3 separate regions of the Mus musculus genome follow, and all the other regions are linked to region 3. Evidence: chromatin loops called from intact Hi-C (ENCODE). Cell type or tissue: gastrocnemius. All regions are shown on one strand. Each heading gives the region's core, and the rest is flanking DNA. Links, peaks and the distances in the headings are about the cores only.

What was found. Peaks named below come from ENCODE experiments on the same cell type or tissue, not always from the same donor. Only the 100,000 strongest peaks of a DNase experiment are listed, where the experiment ranks them.
Region 1: it touches region 3 in a loop (2.6-fold over the local background); 15 of 42 quality-filtered maps call a loop at or near these places.
Region 2: it touches region 3 in a loop (3-fold over the local background); 5 of 42 quality-filtered maps call a loop at or near these places.

What each region holds. Positions count from the first base shown.
Region 1 is chr15:101,277,195-101,287,058 of GRCm38, forward strand. It overlaps Atg101 (autophagy related 101), which reads left to right and starts at 7,107. Exons shown (of 3, transcript NM_026566.2): 1 at 7,107-7,351; 2 at 9,739-9,864. The coding sequence starts at 9,805. In gastrocnemius, for the core only: CTCF peaks have their summits at 6,170, 6,738 and 9,141 (motif pointing left); DNase peaks (open chromatin) are centred at 6,175, 6,777 and 7,057; H3K4me3 peaks cover 3,477 bases; H3K27ac peaks cover 6,341 bases.
Region 2 is chr15:102,069,383-102,079,531 of GRCm38, forward strand. It overlaps Eif4b (eukaryotic translation initiation factor 4B), which reads left to right and starts at 4,391. Exons shown (of 15, transcript NM_145625.3): 1 at 4,391-4,581. The coding sequence starts at 4,569. In gastrocnemius, for the core only: no CTCF peak of the experiment used is centred there; DNase peaks (open chromatin) are centred at 3,969, 4,401 and 4,991; H3K4me3 peaks cover 2,865 bases; H3K27ac peaks cover 2,476 bases.
Region 3 is chr15:101,218,429-101,228,577 of GRCm38, forward strand. It overlaps Grasp (GRP1 (general receptor for phosphoinositides 1)-associated scaffold protein), which reads left to right and starts at 5,779. Exons shown (of 8, transcript NM_019518.3): 1 at 5,779-6,116; 2 at 8,486-8,535. The coding sequence starts at 5,874. A330009N23Rik (RIKEN cDNA A330009N23 gene) reads right to left here and starts at 6,758. Exons shown (of 3, transcript NR_045328.1): 1 at 6,546-6,758; 2 at 5,053-5,205; 3 at 2,763-3,761. It overlaps AU021063 (expressed sequence AU021063), which reads left to right and starts at 2,819. Exons shown (of 3, transcript NR_045996.1): 1 at 2,819-2,897; 2 at 3,050-3,186; 3 at 3,361-3,727. In gastrocnemius, for the core only: a CTCF peak has its summit at 5,845; DNase peaks (open chromatin) are centred at 3,275, 3,516, 5,772 and 6,301; H3K4me3 peaks cover 4,693 bases; H3K27ac peaks cover 4,911 bases.

The DNA.
Region 1 (9,864 bases), core at 1,865-9,864, 59 kb after region 3:
TTCTTTCTGTCCCATCCTCCCGAGTGCTGGGCTTGTAGGCCTGTACCTAGATAAACATGAGTCACTCTATTTTCATGAGAAGTTAATCCCCTTCAGAGGAGAGAAGTGACTTCCCCAGGGCTTTATTAATTAAGCCGCTGTGCTGGGTGTGTGCAGTCTCTGGACCATTGGGCTGTCCTGCCCATTCTTTGCAAATAAAAGACTCTTCAATGACAGCAATTCCTTTCCTGGACTCTTTTGCACTTGAGGCACAGGGTGGGGGCTGATCTTCGACTCCTGCCCTGCCCCACCCGAAGGCTGGAGCCTGCAGGCAAGCCCTTTCTTTTCCACCAGCAACTGGAAGAACTGGCCTCCAAGTCTTGCTAGGGGCTGAGAGGGCGAACAAGGGGGCATTGAGCCTATTGGGGCCTCACAATGGCGGCTCTGTCCCTGTTGGTCGGGGGCTGGGCCCGTTTCCGATGGGGACAATAGTCAAAAGGCAGTGACGCTGGCAGGGCCTGGAATCCCGGGCGGGATTTTCCAAGGCCTCAAAGCCTACTGTTTGTCCTCATGGGAGACCCAGGAAACCTGCCTCCCAGTTGCCCCCCACCCACGCTGGGCTCAGTGCCCAGAGGCCCTGTCCCCCTCCCCAGCCCTGAGGTGACTGTGCCTTGGGGAGGGTGGGCTCTGAGGTGGGCACAACAGCAGCAGCTCATTTTCCCTTTAGATCTGGGTGGGTGAGGGTGCCTCACATCTGGTCCTGCCCACCCAGTCTCCATTGGAGGGAGGTGGTGGAGGTCATGCCTTGAGGAGACGAGGGACTTGTCTGTGCTGTTGCTGAGTTGAGCTGACTACAAATCTGCTCTTATCCTACATATGCTGTTCCCCGGTAGTGGTCCCGATCCTGCGGATGGACGCATGTGAGGGCCTGTGAGGCCGTGTTGTGGTCCTGGGCAGTGAGCGGCCGTAGGATGCACATCAAGGTTTTGTCCTGGATGAGGGTGGTTCTCGATGGCCTCCCATGAGAGCTGAGCTAGGGGTCCTAGAGGGCTTTAGCTTCAACGTGTGAGTGACCCCAGTCCCTCTCCAACACACCACTGACTTTAGAGAGGCCAGGACCAATGGGCTTTCTCAGAGTGTGAGGACGGCAGGCAAGCCTCCTGCCTGCTTCATTTCCACTTATGCCCAGGCTTGGTCTTATGGCCCCATAGCTCAGCTAGCAACTCTCTTCCCTTCAGAGGAACCCGTGTTCACCCCCAGGCTCTGTCTCTAGCTCTGTGCTAAGTGCAGGCTCTCAGGATGCTTCCTATGCCTTTCGCTAGCCCCAAGTTTGGGGGGCTACCTGGTGAAGGCCTTGATGGCTATCAGGATTTGAAACTTCAGAATCAGGTGAGAATAAAAAAGGCCTCTTTGCTGTCGCTTCTGAGAGCAGGAGCCCATTCCAGGCTCCCCAGCTGGATTCCAGCCTGGCCCTGCATTCCAGGCACACCCCCATCACCTTTGGCCTTGGCCTCTTACACGGGCCTGCCTCCCCTACACTCTTGTCTGCTCATCTTCCTCACCACTCCGGCTCCTTTCTTGTCTTGCTGGGCCCTGAACCTGGCAGGCTGGGGGGAGCCACTTGAGGTCTCTTCAAGGTCTGACCCAGACACTGGCAATGTCTTCCTCCACCCATGACTATAAATCAGGCTCTCTGTGGCTGTGGGGGTTGGGGGTGGCAGCTGAGCCAGTTAGGGGAGGGTGTTGGGGGGGCCTGTCCTCGTTGGTACATGCTGTGTTAGCAGGGAGCGGTGCCCAGCTGCAAGCCAGGCAGGCCTGGTGCTGGCTGGCCCTGCTCATCCAGCCTGAGGCCCCCCAGGAGGCCAGTCTTGGGGGTAACCAAGTAGGAAACCTGGATCTTTTCCCAGGGAGCTGGAATACCATAAAGATAGATTGTCCTTGTTTAGCATGAAACCTGGTCCAGAGAACCAGTCCCCAAGGAGAGATATAGACCCTGGCCTGAATCCTAGGGTTTTTCTCAAAGATGGTCACTAGACTTCTTCCCCAGGAGTGATAGATAGATAGACACATGCTCTCAAAGAAACAAATTCACAACATTTGCAGGGAGGAAGGAGACGCTCTCACCGAGGGACAGATGCACAGAAATAAAGCCCCACTCACACTCCACTTGGCCAGACATATAGGCCTTTACAGTGAATGGACACACAGCTCTTGAAACTCAAGGAGAGCTGATTCCCTCTAAAGTCCTGAGGTCAGACAGAAGACACAAACACACAGCCTGATGAAGCTGGCAAGTTTGCTACCATCTCTGCTACTCTCTCCCACATGACTTTCCACTCTCTCCTCCGCTCAGTCACTTTGTCTGCCACAGAGGGCAGAGGTGGGACGTGACATCTTAGAAAGGGTGGGAGGTGGAGGAATCCTTGCCTTGGATCCCAGGGGACAGATGTCAGAAGGGGACAGCTGGTCTCCTTTGCACCCCGTGGCCTAGCTAGAGGGTCAGCAGACAGGGTTCTGGCTATCCTGCAAGGCTGGCCTCCGTCAGGAGCCCCCAGGCTGACGTCAGTCCCACTCGGAGTTGTTGCTGGGGCTTGAGTCACGCCCTGTGACGCCACTGGGGTCAGCTCTGCAGCAGCCGGAGTGGCCTTCAGGGGCCCAGCTTCAGGGCTCAACACTCCCCCTGGGTACACCCCAGGATGAAGTGGGGCCATCCGAGGCCACATTCATCAGGCAACGCCAGCTGCCTGCTTCCAAGGACTTGGGTTGGTCTTCAAGGTCTCTCCCCAGACCTTTGTAGCATGCACGACTGATAGCACCCTAGTCAGCAGCCTGGCTGCCTGGCTGCTGGGACACAGGACTCTCGCTTCTGTCCTCGATTATCCTGCCTCAGAACTCCACTCTTAATCGTCAGCAAGCCCACTCTGCCAGCCTCTTTGTCCCCTTCTCCAGAAAACTCAGTAGCTCCATGGCTTCCTAGCAGCCCCCCACCCTCCACACCCCATCCCCCATTGCCCAGCTGCTCAAGTTGCTGTCCTGTGTTCTTCGCAGAGGGCTGGCTTTTCTTCTCACATCACGTCCCACCTTTCTGAGAATGTGACTGGCTACTTCTCTTAAGGATGGTGAATTTCTTGTTTTGTTTTGAGATGGGGTCTTTCTTGCCATGTGATTCAAGCTGGCCTCTTACTTATTCTGTAGCCCAGGCTGGCCTTGAATTTTTCATCTTAGGGCTCCCAAGGCTGGAATAGAGGACTGAACTACCAGGCCTGGTTTCCTCTTGACTCTGAGTGTGTCCCTTTTCTTTTCAGAACACTGGTGTCTTCCAAGGATGACAGCAGCAACTGCCCTCCTCACTCCTGATGCAATTTTTCCCAAACCACTTATTTTCTTCCCATTTTAAAAGGCTCATTTATTCTATTTTGCATGCACGAGTATTTGGCTTGTATGCATGTCTTGGACCACCTGATGGTTCAAAGAGAGTGCCAGTGGACAGTTGGGATCTGCCATGTGGGTGCTGAGAATTATCTCCTGGGTCCTGTCCAAGAACAAGTGTTTTTAACCACAGAGGCATCTCTTAAGCCTTCAGACCATTTCTTGATGCTTCTTGCCCAGGTGTGTCTCCCGGCTCATCTCTGTTGTAAGCCTCGGCACTCCCAGACAGCTAGACAGCTAGACTGGTGAATCTGCTCTGTATGGTATTTTCATGGGGCTCAGGTTGGATGTTGAGCTATATTCCCAGAATTCATTTTATTATGCTTTTTTTTTTTTTTTTTTTTTTTTAAGAATTTAGACTGACCAATTCAGAGTCTGCCATTTATTTATTTATTTATTTATTTTTTCGAGACAGGGTTTCTCTGTGTAGCCCTGGCTGTCCTGGAACTCACTTTGTAGATCAGGCTGGCCTCGAACTCAGAAATCCGCCTGCCTCTGCCTCCCAAGTGCTGGGATTAAAGGCGTGCACCACCACGCCCGGCTTTTATTATGCTTTTAAAGATTTCTTTCTTTTTATTTTCTGCATATAACTTTTTTTTTTTTTTTTTTTTTTGCCTTCAAGTGTGTATGTACAGCATGTGAATGCCTGGTACCTAGTGCCCTTAGAGGCTGTAAGAAGCCATTGCATCCCCTGGACCTGGAGTTGTGAGCTGCCATGTGGATGCTGAGAATTGAACCCAGGTCCTCTGAAAGAGCAGCCAGTGCTCTTAACCACTGAGCCATTTCTCCAGCTCTCTTTAGACTATTAATTTTTTTTTCGAGACAGGGTTTCTCTGTATAGCCCTGGCTGTCCTGGAACTCACTTTGTAGACCAGGCTGGCCTCGAACTCAGAAATCCACCTGCCTCTGCCTCTCAAGTGCTGGGATTAAAGGCGTGCGCCACCACCGCCTGGCCTAGACTATTAATTTTTACACACATTTCTCTCATTGCTCAGGCTGGCCTTGAACTCACTCTGTATCTCAGGATGGCTTTTAGCAGTGGAAATTACAGTCAGATAATGTCCTGACTAAACAACTGTATCTTGATCATTATGGGTCAGGGCGTAGGATCAGAGAACTCATGCCACACACACCTATTTATTTATTTATTTATTTTGGCTAAGGCTGTAATAATCAGAGAAGGATGGGACCCAAAATTTGAGGCGTCCTGGAAAGAGTCAGGAAGGTCTGAGGAGGTGAGGCTTGGCCAGCATGGGAAGCCAGAGACATGAAAGGACTCAGCCTCAGTGGCAGGCAGCAGAGGGTGCACGGGGAGGATGGATTGAGGAATAGGGAGAAGAGAGCTGTGAAGGAAGACAGGCTACAGGCTCGTTCTCCAGCTCTCAGAGGTGGAGATTGGGGGGCGGGGGGAATCAAGAATCACAAGCCAGCCCTGGAAAGAGGCTCTCTCAAAATCACCAGCACACTAGCAACAATAACAGTAACAACAACAATAGCAGCAGCAGCAACAACAACAACAACAAAGTAACAATAAGGTGAGTAAAAACATCGGAAGAGTGAGTCAAGAACAGCTATGTGGCCCTGGCAGGTGTCATTACAGGGACACAGAACCAGTGGGATACACGGACACAGACGCACACATGGGATGACATATTTATTACAAGTTTATTACGTGGGATAGTTTATGTCATTATAGAGACAGCCCAAGAGCTGATGTCAGCAATGCGAGAGCCAGGAGATCTGAAGGTTTAGGTTGAGTCTGAGTGCTTCAGTCCAGAGCCTGGAGAAAGGACGAATACCCCCGCCCTGAAGCAGTAAAGCACACTCCTCACAGGGCACTGAGCCTTTGTGTTCAGGCAGAGGAGTATGTGAGTGGACGGTGGCCACCACTCTGGGAGGACCATCCCCTTTACTGAGTTTGCCACTTTCAGTGTTGCTCTCCCCAGAAACACCTTTAGTCGGACAAGTGTCTGGGGGTGTTCCAGGCAAGTGGGGGGTGTCACATACAGTTAACCGACAGTAAAGTACTGCACACCACTGAGTCACAGTTTCATTATCTGTAACTGGGGCTGTTGAGTAATATTTTATCTCACGTGAAAAGCACAGTTGTGGGTAAGTCACCACTGCCCGGCCTTTGAAGTACTTGCATGGTGGCTATCAAGGCTGAATGGTGTCCTTAGGTTAGTGCCAGCAAAGAGCTTGAGACAGCTTGAGCTTGGGCTAGAGTTGTAGCTTAGTGGGAGAGAATCCACCTAGCATGCACAATGTCCTGGGTTTGACACCCCACTCCTTTGGTTTTAATCCTCAGGAGCCCATTGTATTCCTTTAGATCAACTAGTAGTATAATTCTTTATCCACTTTAGACTCCGAATTCAGCAGTGTCCCGTAGCTTGAAATTGACACAGTTGGAAGTTGGCAAACATACCATGAATCAAGGAGGTTCTCTTCCACACAGTAAGTGGGGTACATCTGACACATTCCTTCTTGTGGGTGAGATGTGTTAAAGAATGGTAGTGTGTACGGCCGGTTGTGCAGGAGAAGCCAGACAGGTGAGCCCCTGTATTGGTAAAAGGAACCGGTTTGAACTGGAGGTTCTTCTACTTAGTGATCTAAGTAAGTGACATAGCCTCTTTTATTGTCAAATTTCCATCCACCTTGTAGGATTGCTAGATACAAGACAATCACTGCGTTGGAGATGAAATGTGTTTGGAAATCACGCATGTTAATGCTCACGTTAAACAACTCAGGAGTGCCCCCTGTTGAAAGTTAGGGATGTGCGCGCTCTTTAGGCGCTAAAAGCAACTGACCAAACCTGTGCGCTCTGGGCTTATCAACAAATAGACAACTAAAAACGCTCCGAGAGATTATTCAGCAGGAACACTTCATTTATATTTATAGGGCGCCTTATAGATCACAAAAGTATCGCTTGTGATTCCTCACAGTAGCTCCCTGTTTATATGGGGATTCGGAAAGGATAAGTAACGTTAGAGGAGCAACCGCGCAATCGTTAAAGACAAGACTGCCACCTGCTCGGTCATGACACAACATCAGGTAGTGCTTCTGTATGAAGGTAACTCAGGGAGACTAAGCTCCCTTTTCAAAATCTTCCTGTGGGTCTGAGTTCAGTGAACCCGGACTGTTGTGCACTTTGGGCCAACACAGATTCACCATCCGCTCAGTATCCTACAGCACACCGGCGTGCGCTCATCCCCAGGCGCCTCTCAGATGTTATGGCCTTGATCTCGGGATCTCTCTTGTCTTAAGGTTGTCAGCTCCGAATGGGGGCCCCCACAATGGGTCGCAGGGGAGGGCTCTCCGCCGCCGACTCCGCCTGGCCACCAGGGGCAGCGCAGAGTCCATCCGTCCCCTCTGTCCCTCTCGTCTCGATGGCGGAAGTGAGTTGTCCCAGCCCAAACAACGTTCTCGGTGGTGGGAGTGAATGGACTCGTCCAAAGGAGGGGGGGTTCCTCTTAACGAGCCTAGGGCCCGAAGGACAAACAAGAAAAAACACCCAAGTACTAAAGTTACGTGGCATTATGAGAGAGTATATAGCTCGTGCGAGCTTCCTGATGTCGTGGCTGCAGCGGCGTCCGGCTGGGTCGAGCCGAGCCTGGCCAGCACCCGCCGTGGGCGCGGATGGTTCCTTCCGGTTCCACCCTCCGAACGGGCAAAACTTCCGGCCCGCGCGCCGCTCAGGCAGAGGAAGCGGAGGCCTGGACCGGCGTCTGTAGGGTCTGGACTCGGTCCTCGTCGTCTGCACTGCTGTCCCGAGACGGCGCGAGGTCGCGGGCAGCGATCCTGACGTCCGGTCCGGTCAGAATTCTCGGTGCGGGTCCAAATAGCCTGTTTTTGCTTTTGGTCTGTCCCCGAATACTGCGTGTTCGCGTTAGGGAAGAAGGGGACCCGAGGCTGAGTGGCTCCTGCTCGGATTTCTACCAGCAAGGTGAGGCATGGGCGTGTCCTGGGTCGGATAGACTTCTGCCTGTTGGTTAGGGGGACCAGAGGGAAATGCAAATGTTGTCTCTGTGTAAAAATTGGCTGAGGCTGGAAGGAAGGGGTGGGTCCTGGAGTAATGCTGAAACCAAGGGAAGTTGCTGGTTAGAGGGAGAAACAGTTGGAAAGGCAGGACCAGAGCTGGGAATTTCTAGGTGGGAAAATGCAGAATGGAATTAAACAAGAGGATAAATAATAACGAGTAAGGGAGCCGTCGCATCCTTGGTCCACGAGAAAGGAACTCTTGGAAGAACCTGGTATTCTGGCCAGGCTATACTGAGGGGATAATAGGAGCCAGTTTATAGCGACAAATAGTGTCTCTGCTGTAGGAATAGTGAGAGGCAGAAAACACCCGGTGGGGACAGGTATGAGAGAGGGAGCCAGGCTGATGGCAGAGCAATCCACATACTTTGCACCCAGAATGGAGACAAAGCCCAGCTTTTGGGAAGCTGAGGCAGAACATTTGCTGCCTCAGTCAAGGAGTTGGAGGACAGCCTGGATTAGATGAAGGGGTGTCTCAGAAATAAAAAACAATCCCCCCCCATCTTAAAAACACTAATAAGGCAGATTGAAACACAAGGCAAGGAGGATTCCTTTGGTAGAAGAAATAGTTGAACTGTCTAAAGATGAGATGGCGTGTGTTGGAGGTGATGAGAAGTCACCAGGAAAGGGGCAGGTAGAACACACATCTAGGAAAAGTAACTGCTTGCACTCCCTGTGGGCTCGGTTTGTTACCCAAGTTCCTTCCTCACCCCGCCACCTCAGTGGCTCTTTGCATGGTTACCCAGTAGTGACAGTATAATAACAAATTTAGCACCTAACGCTTTGTGCTTGCTACCTGACAGGCAGTTTTAAGGGGTATACACATCCAACTTTTCAGTCTTTGAGACTTTTATTTGAAGGTTATTACTAGCTCCCTTTTTTATGGGTCCTGGAGATTGGACCCCTCACTCGTGCAAGACAAACGCCTTACCACTGAACTACTACCCTCAGCTTGTACAGCTGTAGGGCAGAGCTATGCATTCTGGTCCTGGATGCCTGAAGTTTGAGTCATTGTTTTTAACTAGTAGACTGTTTGACATTAAAATATCCTAAATCTTTGCTGAAGTCCCAATTTATAGGTAGCGAACAGGTTTACAAAGGCTGAGTGGTTTTTATAAGGTCTGAAAGAGTCTTAGTTCTTCTGTTCCTGTTGTAAAATACCTGAGATTGCAGGCGGTGTTGGTACACATCTTTAATCCCAGCACCTGGAAGGCAGAGGTAAGAGGATCTCTGAGTTGAAGGCCAGCCTGGTCTTTGGAGGGAGGTCTAGGGCAGCCAGGGCTACACAAAGAAACCTTGACTCTAAAACAAAACAAAAGATTGAAACTCCCTACAGGAATGAGTAGCAGAGCCAAGCTCGCCCTGTAGTCCCACCTGTCTAGGAGGGACTGGGAAAGAGGTCAGTCTAGGAAACAGATCTTGTCTGTCTGTCTCTTTGTATGTGTGAGGGGGTCATGCTTTTAAATACAAGTGTCTCTATTTTGTCCTGGAGCTCACTATGTAGTCTAGGCTATTCTTGAACTCCCTGAGATCCACCTGCCTCTGTCTCCTGAGTGCTGGAATTAAAGGTGTGTGCCACTACAACCAGCTCAGACTTTTCCTCTTACAAATGAATAAGAAGCAGAAGCACTGTTAGGTATCGACTCAGGACTGCTGGACGTGAGCAGAAGCATCCCGCACTGCATCCCTCACTGCCCCCTGTTGGACATCTGCATGAGCGCTCCCACACTGCACACCTCACTGCCCCATTGCTAGTTGCACTCTGCTCATCTTGCTGCCTTTCTGCATTAAATGGCCCTGATGTGCGTGTATTATAGGTTTTAAAGCCAGCCTTTGTAGCTTTCATTGGTTTGTCCAAAGTGGTTTGTGACCTCGAAGGAGTCAACAAGAGCTGGCTTTCTGATGCAGAGATCTGATGTTGATGTTGGCACAAGGGTTCTGTAACTTTGTTGCCCTTGGGACAGAGTCCACTTGCTTTAACCAGGCCACTAAGGTTGGAGGGAACCGACTCAGACTGCTCTCACTGTGCTCCTGCCTCAGGGTCTGCCGTTGTGGGACCCTTCCTGCATCTGCAGCTTCCTGCTGCCTGTTGCGGCACACTGGGTCTTGACTCTCACCTCACTTGATACTTGGACCAAAGACCTTGAAGCTCGGCCCCTTGCTGATCCCAAGGGTCTGTGGGTTTCTCTTAAAATGTGCTGCCAAAACACAGGGGGGCTGGTAGAGGCAGGGGCAGAGCCCAGTTGAGCAGGAAGTGGACAGGACCTTCTAGATGATCTGACTTGGTTCTCACAGGTTGGCCCCTAGGTGGGGTGAAGTATCCTGTGTCTTGCCTTTGCTCCGGCTCCAGCTGCCTGCAGGATGAACTGTCGATCAGAAGTGCTGGAGGTGTCGGTGGAGGGGCGGCAGGTGGAGGAGGCC
Region 2 (10,149 bases), core at 725-8,724, 850 kb after region 3:
TTGTTTAAACCTTGGAAAGAATGGTAGATGTTACTTACAACCTCCCCACCCCCACCCCACCCCTACCCCCACCCACGGGGAATTCTGAGGCTGGCCTCAAACTTCCTCTGCAGCTGAGGATCACACTAAACACCGGAGTACTCTACTTCTGCCTCCCAAGTGCTGGGATTTTTCTGTCGCCGTGCCCTTCTATGCAGAGATGAGGATCAAGCCCAGGGTCTCAGGCATGCTAAGCGGACCCTCTATCAACGAAACTCCATCTCCCACCCCATGAAGACAGTTTTATGAGATGCGCTGTTTAGATTTAGGGTCCAGAGGCGAGTGTTGATACAGTAACACATTACAAGCATCCTGGCCCTAGATGAGTATAGTTTGATGTTTTTAACATTGTTGTCTGGGTGTCTCTGAGAAAACATGCAGCCCATCTGTAAGCAGCTTCAGCTTTATTAGCTGTGTGGAGGTTCTTGACTCAGTCAGCAAGAGGCCACTTGATCCAAGATGAAGGGCTTCTTTCCCTTTTCAAACAGCTCCTTAATTTTCCCTCCCCCCACCCTCTCTCTTTCTCTAAGATATGGTTTCTCTGAGTAGCTCTATCCTGGAACTCATTCTGTAAACCAACCTGACCTTGCTAGGAATAGAGGCATTTGCCATTAAAGAAAACTTTATGTATATAGGGGTTTTGCATGCATGCATGCATGCATGTTTTTGCACCATGAAGATGCAGCACAATAGATAGAGGCCAGAGGGCAAATCAGATCCTGGGGGGTGGGGGTGGGGGTGGAGTTAAAGTTCTGAACATATGTGGGTTGTTGGGATTGAATCTAGGTTCTCTGGAAGAACAGCCAGTATTCATAGGCACTGAGCCATCTCTCCAGCTCCCAAAAGGTGACATTTAAAGGGACCTTGAAGGACAAGCTTCATCATTGACAGTAATGTATATGAATCTAGCCAACCTGTATAAAAGACACAGAGACCTGGTATTTTATTTAAAGCTGTAAGCCTAGATTGGGCAGGTTCTGTGCTATAGTCTCACCTAGATCCAAACCCTTGTTGCTTGCTGTTTGAGTCTCATTGGGGCTGTTTCTGCTCCACCAGCCCGTCTTCAGGGTGCATTTCTCCTGGCCATATGCTCATGATTCATCTGGCTTCAAGGCGGCCTCCTCCTCTCTCAGTCCTTTTCTTCCTTGCTCTTCACCCTGGTCTCTCCTGAGACACACACACACCCAACTCAGATCCTCAAGTCCCGCCTTCCTCGAGCTCTATTGCCCTATCACAGGCTCCAGCCTTTTATCAACCGGTCAACTTTAAATTGGGGAGCAAGGTTTATACAACAAAGGCTGCGTGTGTGAGCATATACTCTAAGAAGTATATGCTGGACCACAACCAGATCTTGAGGTTCAGAATTTCACATTTGTATACATGGCACCAGACCAACCCCCAACAGAGGAAGAATTCCAGACAGAGAGAAGAGCAAGAGACCAAAACAGGACTCGAAAGTTAGGAATAAACAGCATATATGACAGGGACACAAGTCAAGGAAAGCGAGGCTCCGTGGCACACGCCTTTAATCCCGGAACTCAGAGACAGAAGCAGGGGGATCTCTGTGAGCTCAAGGCTAGTCTGATCTACAGAGTGAGTTCCAGGACAGCCAGAGTTATGTAGACACTATCTCAAAAAAAAAAAAAGTCAAGGGAGGGGGCTGGAGAGATGGTTCAGAATTTGTAAGTGCTATGGTGGTTTAAATATATTTTACAGCCACAGATTCATGTGTTTTAATGCTTAGCCATAGGGAGCGGCACCATTAGGAGGTGTGGCCTTTTTGGAGGAAGTGTGTCATCATGTAAGTGGGTTTTGAGGTCTCCAATGCTCGGGCTCTATCTAGTGTGGAAGATAGTCTCTTCCAGTCTTCTCCTGGCTGCCTTCTGATCAAGATGTAGAACTCTTGGCTCCTCCAGCTCCATGTCTGCTTGGACACTGCCATACTTCCACTATAATGGACTATACCTTAGAACTGCAGGCCAACCCTAATTAAATGTTTGCCTTTGTAAGAGCTGCCTTGGTCATGGTGTCTCTTCACAGCAATCCAAACTAAGACAAGTACTCATTGCTTTTGCCAAAGACCCAACTTTAGTTCCCAGCTTCCACATGGCAGCTTAAGACAGTCTGTAAGTCTGGTTCCTGGGGATCGGGTGCCCTTTTCTGACCTTTGAGGGCACCAAGCATGCACTAAAGAAAGGGCTAGATGTAGAGTTGTACACCTTTAATCCCAACACTTAGGAGGCAGGAGGATCTGGATCTCTATGAGTCAGCCTGATATACATAGCAAGTTCCATGCTAGACAGGGCTAAATAGTGAGACCTTTTCTCAAAAGCAACAAAATGACAGCGAGAAAGCAAAAGAAAGAAAGAAAGAGAGAGAGAGAGAGAGAGAGAGAGAGAGAGAGAGAGAGAGAGAGAGAGAAAGTGAGAAAGAGAGAAAGAGAGAGGTTTGGATTAGTGATTTGGCAGTGGGTTGCACACGGCCTTATAAAAGCTTATTTAGCTTTCATTCTAACACCCAGGAGGCAGAGGCAAGTGGATCTCTGGGAATTTAAAGCCAGCCTGGTCTACAGAGTGAGGTCCAGGACAGCCAAAGGTATGAAACAGAGAGACCCTGTCTCTCAAAAAAAAAAAAAAAAGTCTTATTTTGTCCATGTCAGTGTGGCCATGTTTCTCAGCAACTGTTCAGATCTCTCCTCCAGGAAGACGTGTGGCAGCCATATTCTGCATGCATTGCAGTAGACAAAGCCTTCAGGCAAGAAACCCAGCTAGGAAGTTAATACAGTGGTCAGGCTGAAAACCATTGGGGAAAAGCAATAGCAAATTAAAGGAGAGGGACTGGGTAGGTACGGCTATCAAACCTTGACAAATGATCTCGTTGTCTCTTTGTAGCCCAGTCTGATCTTCACTTGTTCTGTAGTCAAAGCTTGCCTTCCACTGATCTTTCTATCTCAATCTACCAAGCACGGTGATTACCACTTTTGTATGTGGTGCTCCATACTGAGCTAAGAAAAGTATTTCTGTCTTCTTGTTTTGTTTTTGTTTGGTTGGCTGGTTTAGGGGTTATTTTGTTTTGTTTAGTTTTGTTTTGAGACAGGGTCTGTGTGTATGTAGCCTTGGCTGACTTGGAACTGGATATGTAGACCAAATTAGCCTCAAACTCTCTATACATAGAGATTTGCCTTTGTCTGCCTTCCAACTGTAGGAATTAGAGATGTGTGCCAGCTGGGCATGGTAATGAATACTGTTAATCCCAGCATTCAGGAGGCAGAGATAGGTGGCTCTCTGAATTTAAAGTCTTGCCTGGTCTACATAATGAGTTCCAGGACAGCCAGTGCTATGTAGAGAGACCCTGTTTCAAAACACCAAATTAAATATAAGTAAATAAATTAATTAAGGGTATGTGCCACCATGCCTGTTTCTGCAAATCATTTTTTAAAGTATATTTATTTTTATTTTATGTGCATTGCTGTTTTGCTGCATGTATGTCTATATGAGGGTGTCAGATCCTTTGGAACTGGAGTTAGAGTTGTGAGCTGCCATGTGGGTGCTAGGAATTCTGGAAGAGTAGTCAGTGCTCTTAACCGCTGAGCCATCTCTCCAACCCCTGTTTTTATTTGTTTGTTTTTTGTTTGTTTTATGGTTTGTATGTTTTAGGGTCATAAAAAAATTTTAGGAGCTGGAATTGTGGCTCAGTGGCTAAGAATGTTCCCTGTTCTTGTAGAGGGGCAGGCCATCTGGAGTTGTACCCAACTGCCTTTTACTCTATTAGCCTACTTACCTGTAATGTTTATCATTTGTAGTATTTTATTCAAGGTAGTTTTAATCCCTTTTTATATCCACAAATGTCTGTTAAACAGTGCCTGGCACGTGGCTGGTGTTCAATAGTTTCACTTTTTGAAATATATATTTTTAAAAAAAATGAAGCATTCGCTGTAAGAAATGTGGCTAGCCACTCGGTGCTGGCCCTTGTCAGTCCATTGGAGGGTTAAATGAGGCAAAAGCCCATGGTTCAAATGTTACCTTCTTAATTGAAACCATTCTACGGAACATTATATTTTCTTTGTCTTTACAAAAAGTGATTTAAAAAGAAACTCAGAATCTTCCCTTCGGAAAAAATCAATTGTGGCACACCCATTCTAGATTCCAAGTCCACTCTGTTCCATAGAATCAGCAAGTGCGACCCCGCCCTTCGCGCCGATCCAGCACCCACAAGTCTGTGCGCCAGGAGACTCCGCCCCGGGCGCAGATCGGACCGGACGGCCGCGCCGGGCCCGACGTAAAGCGAAGGGTTTCGCGACAGCTCAGACTCCACCCCTTCGGCCACATGTCGCGCAGGTCTTCCCGTCGGACGCCGCGCCACCCCCTCGCGCTGCTTTACGAACCCAGCGCGGCGGCGGCGCCCCGCCTTCTGCCTCCGTCCTCGGCTCCCCGCCCCCTCCTGGTTTCACGTCTCCAAGCCCGTCGCGCCCGCTATAATCACGTGACTGCCTCATCCGGGTCCTTTGCGTTCTCTCTCCCTCTCCCAACATGGCGGCCTCAGGTGAGTGAGCGGCCGAGCGTGGCCAAAGACCAGGCTCGGAAACAGCCTCCGGGCTTGGTCCGCTCCTTGCTGGAGGTCGGGGGCAGGAGGCACCGGCTCCTTTCGGACCTGGGGGCAGCGGCAGGCTAGCGGCATGGCCGCTTGAGGTTACCGCCTCGGGATGTCTAGGGGGAGGGGAAGGCCTTCCCCTCCCCCTCACACCCTTTTCACCCCGTTGCGCGAGGTTGGAGTAGGCAGAAATGGTGGACCCTGCCTTCAATTGGAGGAGGCAGCACAGAGAGACGTGCGGGAGGCGCGAGGCTCTCAAAGGCGTGAAGCACCGCGCCCGCGCCAAGGCGCGGGTGGAGGAAGGAGGCGGTTGGCGCGCGGACCGGAACACATTGGGCCGGGTCTCCAAGGCGCGAGGCCGTTGCGGACCCTCGTGGGGGCGGGGGGGTGCAGTTAGAACGCGAGCGCGAGGCTGTGGAGGGGCCGATGAAAGCAGCGGTGCGCGTGCGCGGCACGGGCGACGAGGCGAGGTGGTGGAGAAGGCGCGCCTCAGAAACACGCGCTGCTGGACTCCAGATGGGAAGCCTGGATGGACCTGGCTTTTGCTCGTTTATGACCTTGTACTTTAAGCTTTAGTCGGTTTGGGAGCGTGGCACGGCCGCTGTACTCCCAAGCGAACGCATATTAGGTTTGGCCCCACTATAGTTGGGGGTAGGGAACCCAGGGTGCTCCCACGTGTTAGGTGCTGTAGGGATAGACACCTAGATTTCTCCTGTGCCTTTTTCTTTCCACCTCTTGATTCAACCAACAGTTTTTATTGAGTGCACACTATATGCCAGGCAGAGGTGGGGAAGGAAATCGGGGCGTTGCATTATATAGAACTTCCATTTTTTGGGTAGTTTTAGTGTCAGGATTCAGCTTTTGTCATTTTCCCAGATAACTGGGAAACTTCCAGAAGGTGCTATTAAAATAGTGGCTAGAGGTTCTGCGTGCGTTTGTTTGTTTGGTGGAATGTATATTCCCTGCATTGCAAGTGAGGTTTGTGGAGGTCGTTTCGGGTTTTGTTTTTTTGTTTTGTTTTGTTTTCCAAGTTTTTTGCTTTTTGGGTTTTTTTGGCATTTGCAGTGGACCTGTGAATACCAGAGGGCTTTTAGACACCCAGCATTAGTTTTCGTTTTAGTTTATTTTTTATAGCATAATCTGTTAAAAATACCTTTTGGATTGCTGTGCCTAAACTGTGCGACAAGGTCTCTCATTTAGCTCTTGACTATCTGACCAGGCTTGCCTTGGGGTTGTTGGGATTAAAGGTGTTTAGCAACACGCCTGGCAACATTCAGTGTCTTAACCAGAAGTCCATCTTTTCTAATATTACAAGGAAATCGGGTTCTGTCTTTGGAAAACTTTCTCACTGAATCTACTGCCTTCGGCCATGAGAACTTCCTTTCCTCCCCTGCATTGCTGGACATTGAACAGAGTTTTTGGCCGTGCCAGGCAAGCACTCCAAGCTAAATCCCCAACCCTGGGTAACAGCTTTTGTTAGTAGAGCACTTAATTGAACAAGCCTGTGAGAGCATGTAAAGAACTGGTGGTTTCTCCAGCTGAGGAAAAATTGCTCAAAGATTTGTCGAGGGTCACGTTGTTTGCAGGTAGCAGATCAGACAGAGTCACAGTCCTGGAAACACCAGGTTCCTAGCTGGGCTCATTAAGATTGTAAGTACAAGAACGAAGTTGGAATTGATGGCTAAAAGGATCGTCTACAAATTACAAAAACGTATTTTAATCAGTGAAAAATACTCCTTGGCTTAAAGTTTAGTGTCTTAACTAAATGAGAAATCTAGATGAATTTCCTCTTGGGAGATTCTTAGTGGTGAACGACATAGCTGGACTGGGGAGATGGTTTGGGGCACTTGGTGCCAATGCTGTCAACTTGAGTTTGAAGAATCCTTGTAGTAGAGGTGGGAGCAGACTCCTGCAGGTTGTCCTTTAACCTGTGTGCAATCAAAAAATAGTCAAAAGTTAAAAGAGAAAAAGACACCCTGGTAAGTTGTGTATTTGGTTTTATTCTGTTGACTGTGATCCACTGGTTTACAAGATTTCCCTGATGGTGTCTCCTTTCCTTTTTCTTTAATAATCTGCCCTCCTAGGAAGGTCTCCTCTCCAATTCAGTTCAGAGTTGGAAATGGGTCTTGGGTTTTCTCTGTAAAAATGCCAGATACAACTTAATCACTATTTGGTAAGGTGAAAAAATATTTGAGACAATACTAGTTTCCATATGACCTTAGTATCTTTGTCTCAGAGCTGACTGACAAATGAGGATTCTTTTAAGTTTCTAGGAAACCTGAACCTATGTAGGCAATTCTTTAGTTGCTTCTTTAAAAGAAGACTTAAATCTATGAGGGTTTAGCTGAGCAAGCTACCTTGAGTATTGTCCTAGCACTCAGAAGGTTGAGGCTGGAAGATTGCCATAGTTCCAGGCTAGCCTGGACTACAGTGAGATCCTGGCTCAGAAAAAGGGCCTTTACATTTTTATTGTGGCTATATGAGTTGTTAAGTGAGCTGTCTCAGTTTTTTTCATTTGTTAATGAACAGTTTATCTCTAAGGAATCGTGTTTGATACAGGTTACTTTAAAATTGTAGTTAGTGTATAAGCTGTGCCTAGGACTTTAATTGATAAGACAGGCATGCTGTGAGGTGTTTCTTTGGTTTTTTTCAGTGAGAAGATGTATTAAATGGTTTCTTTTTTGTGTTGATCTTCATAGTGAAACAGTTTCAAGAACTAGTTAAATGTATACAAATTATCTTTTTGTACAGAGTATTTGTTGCTCTGTAAGGATACTTAGATCAAGAAGTCAAATACTAAGTATTGTCAATTGAAGGAAAATGGTGTTTCATATTGAAACAGTATGTATGTTTACTTTAATAATAGCTTTGAGCTGCGTGTGGTGGCATCTTTAATCCCAGCACTTGGGAGGCAGTGGGAGGCGAATTTCTGAGTTTGAGGTCAACCTGATCTATAGAGTGAGTTCCAGGACAGCCAGGGCTACACAGAAACCCTGTCTCAAATAACAAAACAAAATAGCTTTGAGATGTAATTTACAAGGGAACTAACTGTTTTAAGGATCAGGAATGGTGTTAGAAGGGAGATGAAAGAATTGAACTGGTTAAATCAATGTGTGGCAAAGACTATTTTTTTAAAAATATTTATTTATTATATGTAAGCACACTGTAGCTGTCTTCAGACACTCCAGAAGAGGGCATCAGATTTTTGTTTTGTTGTGAGCCACCATGTGGTTGCTGGGATTTGAACTCAGGACCTTTGGAAGAGCAGTCGGCACTCTTAACCACTGAGCCATCTCACCAGCCCCCAGCAAAGACTATATTCTTGAAGAACTAAACAAAAGAGTTGATCTTTTTTTTTTTTTTTTGAGATAGGCTCTTTGTAGACCAGGCTGGCCTTAAACAGAGATCCTCCTGCTTCTACCTCCTAAGTGCTGGAAATAAAGGTATATGTAGCCACACCTGGCCTTAAAATTATTCCTTTTATTTTTAATTGTGTATGTGTATCTAAACATGTGCACGTGGATACAGGTACATGGATACTTCCTGTGGCTGTAGTTACATGTTGTTCTGAGCTGGGTACTGGAAACACAGTCTGAACCACAGACCTATCTTTCCAGCCCCCCACAGTTGAAATCTTTTTAAATGTGGAAGGCCCTAATGTTGAAGGATCAAAGGGCATAGAGGATTTTGATAACTTGTCGATGAAATAAGATGGAATAAGACAAATGGTACTATCTTACTTTATTCTCCTTTAGAAACTGCTTATGTGTGACTGGATTACTGTGCAGCCACATTAAATGAGAGATCTTTTAGGGGATTTTAGTCTTTTTTTTTTTTTTTTTTGGTTTTTTTCAAGACAGGGTTTCTCTGTGTAGCCCTGGCTGTCCTGGCACTCACTTTGTAGACCAGGCTGGCCTCGAACTCAGAAATCCGCCTGCCTCTGCCTCCCGGGTGCTGGGATTAAAGGCGTGTGCCACCACGCCTGGCTTGGGATTTTAATCTTGAAGACTTGCCTCAACCAGATTTGGTGGAGGAAGGGGCAGTAAGGATGTTTTTGTTGGTGGTGGTAGGTTGGTTTTATGTATATGATACACTGTAGCTGTACAGGTGGTTGTGATCCATCATGTGGTTGCTGGGAATTGAACTTGGGACCTCCGCTCACTGCGGCCCAAAGATTTATTATATGTAAGTACACTGTCACTGTCTTCAGACACACCAGAAGAGGGCATCAGATCCCATTACAGATGGTTATGAGCCACCATGTAGTTGCTGGGAATTGAACTCAAGACCTCTGGAAGAGCAGTCAGTGCTCTTAACTACTGAGCCATCTCTCCAGCCCAGCAGTAAGGATGTTAAAGGGAGAAATAATGACTTAAAAGGATTTTTTTAAAGTATTAATGTTTTGTTGTAAATGTTTTATTGATGCTTTAGCTTATTTTGAAATAGCAAGTAATGTTAATGATTTTTTTTCCCTAAACTTGAGTTAAAAGGTTAAGAGTTGAGAAAACCTAATCTACAAAGTTGATTTAAGCCAAATCATTTCAAAGGGTAGAGTCATTCTAGATTACGCTGTGGTGGTGGAAGGTAAAGACTAATATAATGTGGCTGGAGAGATGACAGTGGCTAAGAGTGCTTGGTAGTCTTGCAGAGGATCAGGGTTCAATTCCCTGCTCCCAGGTGGTGGTTCACAATTGTCTGTAATGCCAGTTCCAGGGAATTTCATGCTTTTCTCATTGGTTATTTACATCTCAAATGTTACCCCTCCTTCCCAGTTTTCTCATGTTTTTATATTTTTATGTAGGAGTGCTTTGTCTGCATGTACATGCCAAAAGAGGGCATCAGATCCCTTTATAGATTGTCATGAGTCGCCATGGTTGCTGGGATTTTAACTTGGGACCTGGAAGAGCAGCCAGTATTCTTAACTACTAAGCCATCTCACCAGCCCAACTAAATACAAGTAAATATAAACTGTAGGACAGTTTTAGGACTCACATAATAAAAACATCAATCAGCAAATGCTCATACGTGTAGTCTTGTTTTGTTTTGTTTTGTTTTGCTTTGCTTTGTTTTTCGAGACAGGGTTTCTCTGTAAAGCCTTGGCTGTCCTGGAACTCACTCTGTAGACCAGGCTGGCCTCAAACTCAGAAATCCGCCTGCCTCTGCCTCCCGAGTGCTGGGATTAAAGGCATGCGCCACCACACCCTGCTCAACATGTAGTCTTATATAGTCTACCTTGTATTGCACAAGTGATCTTATTGTTGGTTAACTCAGTGGCCTAGAGTGCACAGAGTCCCTGGGTTCAATCTCCAGCACCTACCTTGTCAGCCTGGTTTGGTGGTGCATGCCTGTGATCACAATACTGAGGTGGAAGCAAGAAAATCAGAGTTCAAAGTCATTCTTGGCTGCTTGGGCGTTTAGTGGTCCGCTGGAGATGCATGGGGGTGGGGCACAAAACTTACACATGTCTGCATGTGAATTGGAACAGAGCGAGTGCTTTAGGACCCAGCCTCTGATGAAGTA
Region 3 (10,149 bases), core at 1,541-9,540:
CAAGGGCTACACAAAGAGACCCTGTCTTAAAACAAAACAAAAATAAAAACAGGAAAGACACACACACACACACACACAGAGAGAGAGAGAGAGAGAGAGAGAGAGAGAGAGAGAGAGAGAGAGAGATTGAGAACTAACTAAAAACACTGAAACCATTCAACAGAAACCTTTTCTCTTCATATAGGGCAATGCCATTGAAAGGTGTTTTAGGTCATTTCTGTTGCCAACCCATCTGGACCAGGTAGCCACACCTTTAATCTCAGCATCTTTTTCTGGGCAGAGATGGGCAGATCTCTGAGTTCAAGACCAGCCTGGCTTACATAGTGAGTTTCAGGTGAGCCAAGGCTACACAGTGAGACTCCATCTCAAACAAAACAAACAAGAAAAGTCCAAGCTATGGTAAGAACACTATCCCTAAAACATGTGAGTCCCTGGGTTCAGGCCTTGTGATGGTTTGAATATGCTTGGCCCAGGGAGTGGGACTATTAGGAGGTGTGGCCTTGTTGGAGTAGGTGTGTCACTATGAGTGCGATCTTTAAGCCCCTCACCGTAGCTGCCTGGAAGTCAGTCTTCCACTAGCAGCCTTCAGATGAAGCTGTAGAACTCTCAGCTCTGTCTATACCATGCCTGCCTGGATGCTGCCATGCTCCTACCTTGATAATGGACTGAACCTCTGAACCTGTAAGCCAGCCCCAACTAAAGTTGTCCTTTATAAGACTTGCCTTGGTCATGGTGTCTGTTCACAGCACTAAAACCCTAAGACAGTCTTCATGGTAAGGATGGGAAGATATTCTTAGCCTGGATTTTTGTTTGTTGGAGATTTTTTGTTTGTTGGAGATTTTTTGTTTGTTTTTGTTTGGTTTGTTTTGTTTTTTGAGATCGGGTCTCAATATGTAGCCAAGGCTAGCCTCTACAAACTCATAAAGATCCACCTATCTTGGCTTCCCAAGTGCTGAGATTAAAGGCTTGCACCACCACTCTCATGGATAATTTATAAACACAAACTTTTAGCTAACATTTCTAGGGATTGAAAAGCTGAAGATCAAGAGGCCGACAGCGTCAGTGTTTACAGAGAGCTTGGTCCTGGAAGATGGTGCTTTTCCCGTTCTGGCAGGAAGGGAAACAGGCTCCCGGGAGACTCTTTTATAAGAGTACTTGTCTTAGAGTTTCTATGGCTGTGATGAGACACCATGACCAAAGCATGGTGGGGAGGAAAGGGTTAACTTGTCTTACACTTCCTCAGCGCTGGTCATTTTCGAAGGAAGTCAGGACAGGGACACAAACAGGGCAGGAACCTGGAGTCATGAGCTGATGCAGAGGTCATGGAGGGTGCTGCTTAATGGATTGCTCCTGGCTTGCTCAGCCTGCTCTCTTATAGAACCCAGAATCACCAGCCCAAGGATAGCACCACCCACAAAGGGCTGGACCCTCCCCCATCATTCAATAATTAAGAAAACGCCCTATGGCCAGATCCTATGGGGGCATTGTTTGATTGTTTGCTTGCTTGCTTGTTTTTTGAGACAGGGTTTCTCTGTGTAGCTCTGGTTATCCTGGAACATGCTCTGTAGAGCCGGCCTTAAACTCAGAGATCCACCTGCCTCTGCCTCCTGAGTGCAGGGACTAAAGTCACACACTGCCACCACCACCAGGCTTGGAGGCATTTTCTCAACAGACACTCCCTTTTTTTCAGATAAGTCCAGTCTGTGTCAAGTTGACACAAAACTGCCCAGCACAGTGCTTGTTCCATTCACAAGGACAGAGCCCTCCTGACTGAATGAATCACCAATCCTCCTAAACCCTCCACCACTTAGTATCACAGTGAGGGCTGAGTCTGTGGGACACCGGCTTCCACACTACAGCTGATTGTAAGCAGGGGCGTGATGTGGCCCTGCTTGTCTGTAGGGAGGCACTTTCTGTGGTAGCAGACCATTAGAACTGTGAGGAGAGACACAGCCAGTGGGGCAGGAGACAGGTTCAGGCACGATCAGACAGCCATGCAGAAAGGGGATGCTGACTTCTGTCTGAAGTCAGTGGCAGAGAGAGCCATGGCCAGGGGCGGGGGTGGGGGGTTGTTCTAGCATGAGCATTTTGGGGTTTGGGTAGCCTGATACACAATGCTGCCCACCACCACCACCCAAAAAGCCAGGGATTAGACGCTGAGCAGGTGTTCATTTGCCAACAGGGAAGAGGTCTGTGGAGTTCCTGCCCTAAGAGCTTCCATCTTCTGCATTTCTCCTGCTAAAGTGAGAGGTGAGGAAATATGTATTCCATGTCTCATGAGTGACGTGTTGCTGCTCTGAGGAAAACCAGACTGAGTGTCCCTTCCTTCTGTCACTCCAACCTGGCCATTCGAGAGGCAGATGCTTGGCCTCTGGATGGGACTAGACCAGGAGACACCCATATCCAACACAAACTGTCCTATCTACCTGGCTCCTACCTACAGACCTCCTGGGAGTCAGATCTCTGAACTGTACTGGATCAGACCTGCTAGAACTCTCCCGCAGCAGGGCCCCAGCACCAACACAACACTGTACCGCGAGAACGCTGTTAGGCAATAGGAGTCATTAAGAAAACAAGCATTCCCTGCCCAGCCAGCTGCCCACCGGCTGTTCTATACCTCCTGCAAGCAGTGATGTCATGCAGCTGAGGCCCAGCCCATCATTCCTGGTGTACCAGAGAGCCAGCTGAGCCCCAGGCCCTCTCTTGCTGCTAACTCCCCTCCCCATCCCCTCCCCTCCCCCCTCCCACACAGAAGCAGAGGCGGCATCCATAGAGCTATTTATTCATCCTTGCTAGTTCTGTGCCCTGAAGTAACTGACTCACTGGGACTCTACAGCGTCTGAACTTTCGCAGCTCTAGTGCTCCAACTTTCCGAGGGTTCCCCAGAACTTAAGCAGGTCTGTGGGGTCACAGGGAATTGTGGATTGGTGGGAGACTTGGCAAGGGGTTGTCCTTAAAGAAGTGAGAAGGGGCTTTGTCCGTTAGACAGCCTCTACTAATCCCATGCTACCCAGGTCTCCCCTCCCCCCACCCTTAAACCCCATCTTAGGATGGAGCAGCTGGAGCCAAAGAACTGGGAAACATGAACTCCCTGGGAACAAGACACCTGCTTCGACATAAGTTGCAGACGAAGTATAGATTTCTCAGGAGCAGATCCACAGGGGATTTGCTAAGAGGCATGAGGAGGTAAGGGACATTCTGGAGAGGCAGGAGGCCTGGGTAAGGCTAATTGGAGGAGGGGAACAGATGCTAGGCAAGGGGCGTGGCATAAGAGGAGGTGGGGCAGAGAAGGCTGAGCTCTGGAGCCGTGCTGTGGAGTACTTTTAACCGGCAGCATCTCCCTCCTCACAACTTCCTCAGTGTGAACTCAGTTACCAGCTCACTACAGATCCTCCTGGAGGAACAAATGCTGTATGGGATCCCAAAATATGGCAAGGTTTCCAGGTGGCGCCGAGCACCAGACGGCTTTGAGTCTGGAGATAGTTCCACCACAAGGCTCACGACCAGCAGAGGGTGCCACCATCCCACAGGGAGGCACCCAGGACTCTCCAATCCTCCCTGGAGAAACTGTGGAACCGCAGAGGAATCAGGCAGTCCGCTCCCCAGCTGCCAGCTGCTGAATTAGCAGTCTTTGTCAAGAGTCCTGGGTTCCTAAATCCATTCCGGGGCAGTCTTTCCCTCTCTGACTGCTGTCTCAGGCAGGAGGGCTTGGACCACACACGTCTTTTCCAGAACATGAGGCCTCTTCCAGCTCTGAAATCCTAAGATTTGAGAAAATCATGCCAAGGACTTAGAGAAATTGCCTTTTCTGGGCTCACACTTGCTCTGGGTTTTCTAGCACCTTCTTGCTTAGGTGAGAACTTCAGCTCCCTGTGGTGGCTTCTCACCTGGAGGCAAGAGGCAATCGGACCTGCACAAACTGGGGTTGTGGGGGAAGAGGTGTTTACCTCTAATCAGCACAAAGGACTTCTGTCAACAGGGCTGTTAGATACGCATTCACTAATCCTCCAGAGTAGGCAGGTGGCACCTTCATAGGTGGCACAGGATCTCGTTGGGGGTGTGTGGGGGGAGGGTCCTTTCGTGGATAAGAACTAGAATGAACGCAATACAAACTTTTCTGTCTTCTACCTTCGTAACTCCCCACCCCCTCCCCCACTACAGATGCCGTCTGTCAGGCAACAGACGGTCCAGGGGTCCATCTGTGTTAATGCTCTCAATAAGAGTCCCATGTTTCTCCACTGACTCTCCCTTGGCCCCTCAACCGATGGCCACTTGGTGGTTAAATCAGGGAGAGAAGCATTAAGGGAGACATCTTAGCTAACATAGTCCCTAAGCCACCCTTCCCACTTATACTTCTTGTGTAGTGAGGGCACAGGGGCCTGGGTGAGAGTAGGGGGCTGGAGGAGGGGAGGCAAGACACAAGGAGACAGCCAGACTGATGAACGGGTAGAAGAAAGTCTTTTCTGGCCTCTGAGATATGGCCTTCTGGCCTCTGCTCCCCCATGGTATGGGTCTTACACAGCACATGTACAGCATGCAACCGGCTCCCAGACCAAACACCTCTGTCACACCAGTGCCTAGCCAGCCCCTGGCACAGAGTCGGGCTCAACCTCACGATGAAGCATTGAAGTCAGCATCACAGAGTAAGGCAGAAGTTCCAGAATGGGGCTGCCTTGTTTGGACTGTCAACTTGGTCACTGAGCAACCCTCCTAGCAAGGTGCTTTCTGTCTGGGTTTCAGTTTCCCCCTCTGGGAGGGATGATAATGGTACCTGTTTCATAAGGTTTGTAATGATGTATGTAAAGAGCACGCGTGGTGTCTCATGTCCGAATGTGGAGCCCCAGGCTCCGTCTGTGGTGGCTAGACAACCAACTGCTTCCCTCTTTTGCTTCTTATTTGGGCGCCACTGACGACAGACTTGGGCTGTGGGTCATCCCCGCCTCTCCCACAGCCTGGCAGCCATGGTAACAAAGAGCTTGAGGGATGGTATCTAAGACAGGACTAGAGAAAGGCTCAGCGCCGGTCATGCCCCAACTCCGAGGATCTACTCACCTACTCTGGGCATATTCCAAACCCCAGGTGAGGAACGAGAGCCTTAACTCCAGCATCCAGAGTGGAGAGGTGATTTCAAGCCTTGGGGTGGCCCCAGTAGGGCTCGGATTTAAACCTGCTTGCAGGTTTCCACAGCTTCCCTTTCTCCTAGCCCTGGGAAAGGAAGGCTGCTTTAGTTATCTCTTCTACCATGCAGGTGGGAAGATGGACCCCTTAGCCCCTCACTCCCCGGGAGCTTCCACTGGGTGAATTCAGAGGTGTACCTCTCTCCCAGTTCCTTCTTCAGAAACCCCAACCCTCCCCTGCGCAGCCCCGGCCTCCCCCTCTCCAGTCTAGGGCTTCCTGCAGTCTGACCCACTGCTACCCTGACCTCAAAGCTTCCCCCAGTTTATTTACCACCACTCCTTATTGTGCCCCCATCTCCACGAACCACTAAGGCCATCATTCATTCCCTAACTTCATCCAATGTACGTTCACAGACTGCTTCCAGGTAGCATATAAACCCCTGCTCTCCCCAAATGTCCTGTCCCTCCCGCTGCCGTGGGCAGCTAGATTTCCCCCACTGAGCGCCCAAGTCCCCCAGAGTGTCCCAGAGCCTGGCTGATGGCTGCGCACTGTGGGCGGGGCTCCCCATAGCGGTCCCCCCCTGGAGGCGGTGCCTGCGTGTCGGGGGGCGAGGCCACTGGAGGCCGCTCCCCACGCCTCTCGGGAGTCTATAAAGCAAGGCTACACGCGGCCCGCTGGGCTGGCGTCCCAAAGCCGTCCCTAACACCATCAAGCAGAGAGAGCGCGGCCTCTGAGGGGCGCCGGACGCCGGAGCCATGACCCTCCGCCGACTCAGGAAGCTGCAGCAGAAGGAGGAGGCGACTGCCGCGCCGGACCCCGCTGGCCGGGCTCCCGACTCCGAAGCCGCTCGCGCCGCCCCGCTACCCTCCGGCCCTCCGGCTGCCGCCGCTCCGCCCGGAGCCCCCGGGGAGGAGCTGTACGCAGCACTGGAGGACTATCACCCTGCCGAGCTGTACCGCGCGCTCGCCGTGTCCGGGGGTACCCTGCCTCGCCGAAAGGTGCGTTACTTAACCTGCATCCCCAGATTCGGTACCCTGCCTTCTTCCTTCCGCAGGATACACTCACCCGCAGCAGCGCCGATGACTGCCACATTCCCCGGCCCTGCGACCCTGGGCCACCCGCCTTGCTCCGCCCAGAAGGTGCAAACCTGCCCACTCGGGTCTCAGAAGGCTGTAGCCCCCGCCATCACAACGCCCCCAGTTCGGGTGGCTCTCCGCTCCATTCCCCACACGCGGATGCCCCATCTCCTCCCACTCTCTTGCCTTAACTCCGCCCCAGCACCCCCTTTCTACAGCTTGCTCCATCTGGCTTTCTGCCGCCTCCTGCTCCGCCTGCGGGTGTCCAGAAGTCTAAAAACTCTCAGGACCCTGCCGCCCAAGCACCTTCTCAAGTTGGAGCAGGGATAGAGAAGGAACCTCACCACTTGCCTCGAACAAGTTGAGGGTCCTGGAGCCCTGGGCGGGAGAGAGATTAATGGCCCCTTAGAAGTAGTGCTGCGAATTCCCAAAAACTCCCCCTCCGCAGGAACACTCGGCTTCTTGGGCTCAGGGCCTCGTGCTTTGTACCGCATCTTAGATGCGGGATGTGAAAGCGTAGCTCTTCTAACTTCAGCCAGGACCGGACGCTGTGGGAGAGTCACAGGGCAGGAAGGATGCGGGCCGCACCCGCCCTCTGCCCTAAGTCTCCCTCTAAGTGAAACTCTTCCTCTGGCCTGAGAGAACCTGAGTCTTCAGATGCTGAGAGCCAAGACCCAGGTTAAAGAGAAAGAATGGGTAGCCCTTCCCTATGCGGCCCCCTCCTTCTCTCATGGTCCCTGGCTCCCCCTACACACAATGAACAGCTTGTTGAGAACTTGCATTTTATGAAAATCGGGTTGAAAAACAAAGGGGTCTCTCTGTACTGACCGGTCCTTCCTTCTTGGCCTATTTGGATACTGTCCCCACCCAGAGGTTAGTCTGCTTCTGGAGGAAGAGGGTCCCCTTCTCTTCCTTGCTTTAGGGTAGCTTATGGGGGTAGAGAGTGTTAACAAAAGCACAGACCAGGAAGGCCTCAGGCAGTTTGGCACTTGGGGAAAGGGTTGGTCCCAGATGAGACTTCCTCCAAGAACTAAAATCTTAGGAGGGACAGAGGTTGTTTTTAGGTTATCTGGGGTCCGGAAGAGTTCAGGACATTCTAAAAAAAAAAACAAAAAAAGCTCCCAGTTTTTCAAGCATAGTGAGACAAGTTTGATTCTGAGATTTACTTGTTTTTATTTATTCAATAATTATTTTGTTCTAGAAAAAAATTCATGGCAATATCAAGAGACTCAGGTTTGGAGGGCATACAGCCAGCTTCATCTGGAATCTACTGTCCCACCTACCCCCAAGCAACCTGTTCTTAGGAGATTTGGCACCTCTGTCACATTCAGGCTGTCATTGCCAGGCCCCTGGCTCTCTGCTCTCCTGAATACTGGGTCTGCTTGAACCATTAAATGGACAGACTCAGCTGGTGGGAATCTGTAGAGTAAGAACCCTAAGTCTATGGCTTCCTTCTTCAACTCGGGGAAGCTCCTGCCTCAGCTTTTGGGGCCCGGAAGGTCTGGACCCATCAGACATGATGCCAGTGGTGAGATTATTCTAGAGTCACAGGCTTCTCCAAGCTGGTTAGCAGAGGTGGAGTTTACTGATCTAGAACCCAGAATAGATGTGACCCTGAGGTCCCAGGGACCGTGTGAACTCTGGGAGTGATAACAGCAGCTACATTTGGCAAATAGTTAAATTAGCGCCAAAGCAGAGGTGTAGCTAGGAAGGAAAAGACAGGCAGCAGGAAGTGGGGTGCTGTGTCAGAGTTGGGCTCAGGTGAGAGTCCTTCCAGAAAGGGTTCCTCAGCATCTGCCCCAGGATAGCTCCTTGTCAGCATCTGCCCCAGGATAGCCCCTTGTCGGCATCTGCCCCAGGATAGCCCCTTGTCGGCATCTGCCCCAGGATAGCCCCTTGTCGGCATCTGCCCCAGGATAGCCCCTTGTTGGCATCTGCCCCAGGATAGCCCCTTCTCGGCATCTGCCCCAGGATAGCCCCTTGTCGGCATCTGCCCCAGGATAGCCCCTTGTCGGCATCTGCCCCAGGATAGCCCCTTGTCGGCATCTGCCCCAGGATAGCCCCTTGTCGGCATCTGCCCCAGGATAGCCCCTTGTCGGCATCTGCCCCAGGATAGCCCCTTGTCGGCATCTGCCCCAGGATAGCCCCTTCTCAGCATCTGCCCCAGGATAGCCCCTTCTCAGCATCTGCCCCAGGATAGCTCCTTGTCAGCATCTGCCCCAAGATAGCACCTTCTCAGCATCTGCCCCAGGATAGCCTTTTCATTGTCTTCTGACTGTTTTACCACCCAGGGCTCAGGATTCCGTTGGAAGAATTTCACTCAGAGTCCTGAACAGCAACGGTGAGTCACCCCCACCCAAAGTCCCTGCTGTCCAGAAAAGTGAGGTGGTGGGGGTGGGGATGGAGCATCTCAGCCCAGCCCCCTAGGAGGCATCTCCCATCCTTGAGCATGACTTCCCCACTGGGATTGAGGGGCAGGTGGGGGTGTGGGCTGTGTGAAGGGGCGGCAGAACAAGGGGGGCTCTTCTGAGTCATTAGGTGCTCCTTAACCACCCCCAATCAATGCCAGTTGTGTCTTTCTGGAAGAGCTGGATTAGTGAGAGGTGGGGGTGGGAAGGAGAAGATACCATGGAAGTCCCCTAACTCGTGCTCCTTGGCTTATTCCCTGAGCCCACCCAGCCCCGCAGGCCCAGACCATGGGCATTCTGTGACCAGATGTTTGAGTCTGATGGGTTTTATGAATCAGGCTTTTAGTCTTACATTGGTGCTATGCCATAGCTGCAGTTTGGGAAGGCTCTGAGATCTGGACAATGGACAGGCGCTCATCCTAGGACCTGGGGCTCAGGTTCCCTTTTTGCCTATGTCTCATGCCCAAGACCCTGGCTTCCCCTGACATGGTTCTGCAAACTGTGACCTCCTGGCCAGGTTGGTCTGTTTGGCCCTTTAACTAAGAATCTGATGATATATGCTCACACATACATTTGTTGTTGTTGTTGTTGTTGTTGCTGTTGTTGTTGCTGTTGTTTTGCGTTTTGAGACAGGGTCTCTCTACAGAGCCCTGGTTGTCCTGGAATTCAAGAGATCCCCCTGCCTCTGCTTTCCAGGTGCTGGGCTTAAAAAAAGGCATGCACCACCGTGCCCAGCTTATTTCAATATCTTAAAGGGTTATAAAAACAAAGAATAATATATGACAGAGGCCATACAGGGCCCACAAAACCTAAAATATTCGCTATCTGGCTCTTGCCAGTAAAAGTTCGCAGACCCTTCCAGGAACCCAGAAAGCACTGGGACAGACAGAGAACTTCCACTGCTCCTGCCCCACAACATACGGGGCTCCCAAGGAAGAGAAGTATCTTGCACAGCCTTAGGTGGCAGGGGCTGTGACTCAGGATAGAAGCTAGAGGCCTCGTCTCCAGGGCCTTTCTGAGGCTGCCAGACTCAAAGAGGCTTTCGCAGCCACTTTATTCTGCCTCTGGCTGGTGGAAAGGAAGGGGAAGGGGTGGGCAAAGGAAACTCTGGGCTCCCCCATCAGCCTAGGATCTGGAGCAGTTCCAGACCATTGTGTCCAGCAGGCTGCCTTCAGTTCGGGAAGGGGTGGCCCCAGGCTCCCCTCCCCCAGCCCTCACATCTGGTGGGCTGGCCGCACCACAGCTGGGAGGAGCAGCTGTGGTGTGGTCTGCGCCCAGCCTCGTGACTGCTCCCGGGGCTGGAGCTCTGTTTTCTCCAAAGCATCAGAGCCAGGATGCTCCAGCCTGGGGGGCCAAATTGGGGCCTTCGGTTAGTGAGTATACGGTCAGACTCAGTAGAAGTCTGGGGGTGCTGGTAGGCTCACTCCTTTCCAGAGTTCCCACCCTACCCTACACCCCACAGCCGCCCCACCTAAGAGGCTGGTTTTATTCTGTACAGCTCCTTGAGGCCAATTTCAGTTGGGTTTGGGAAGGGCATTCCAAAAATC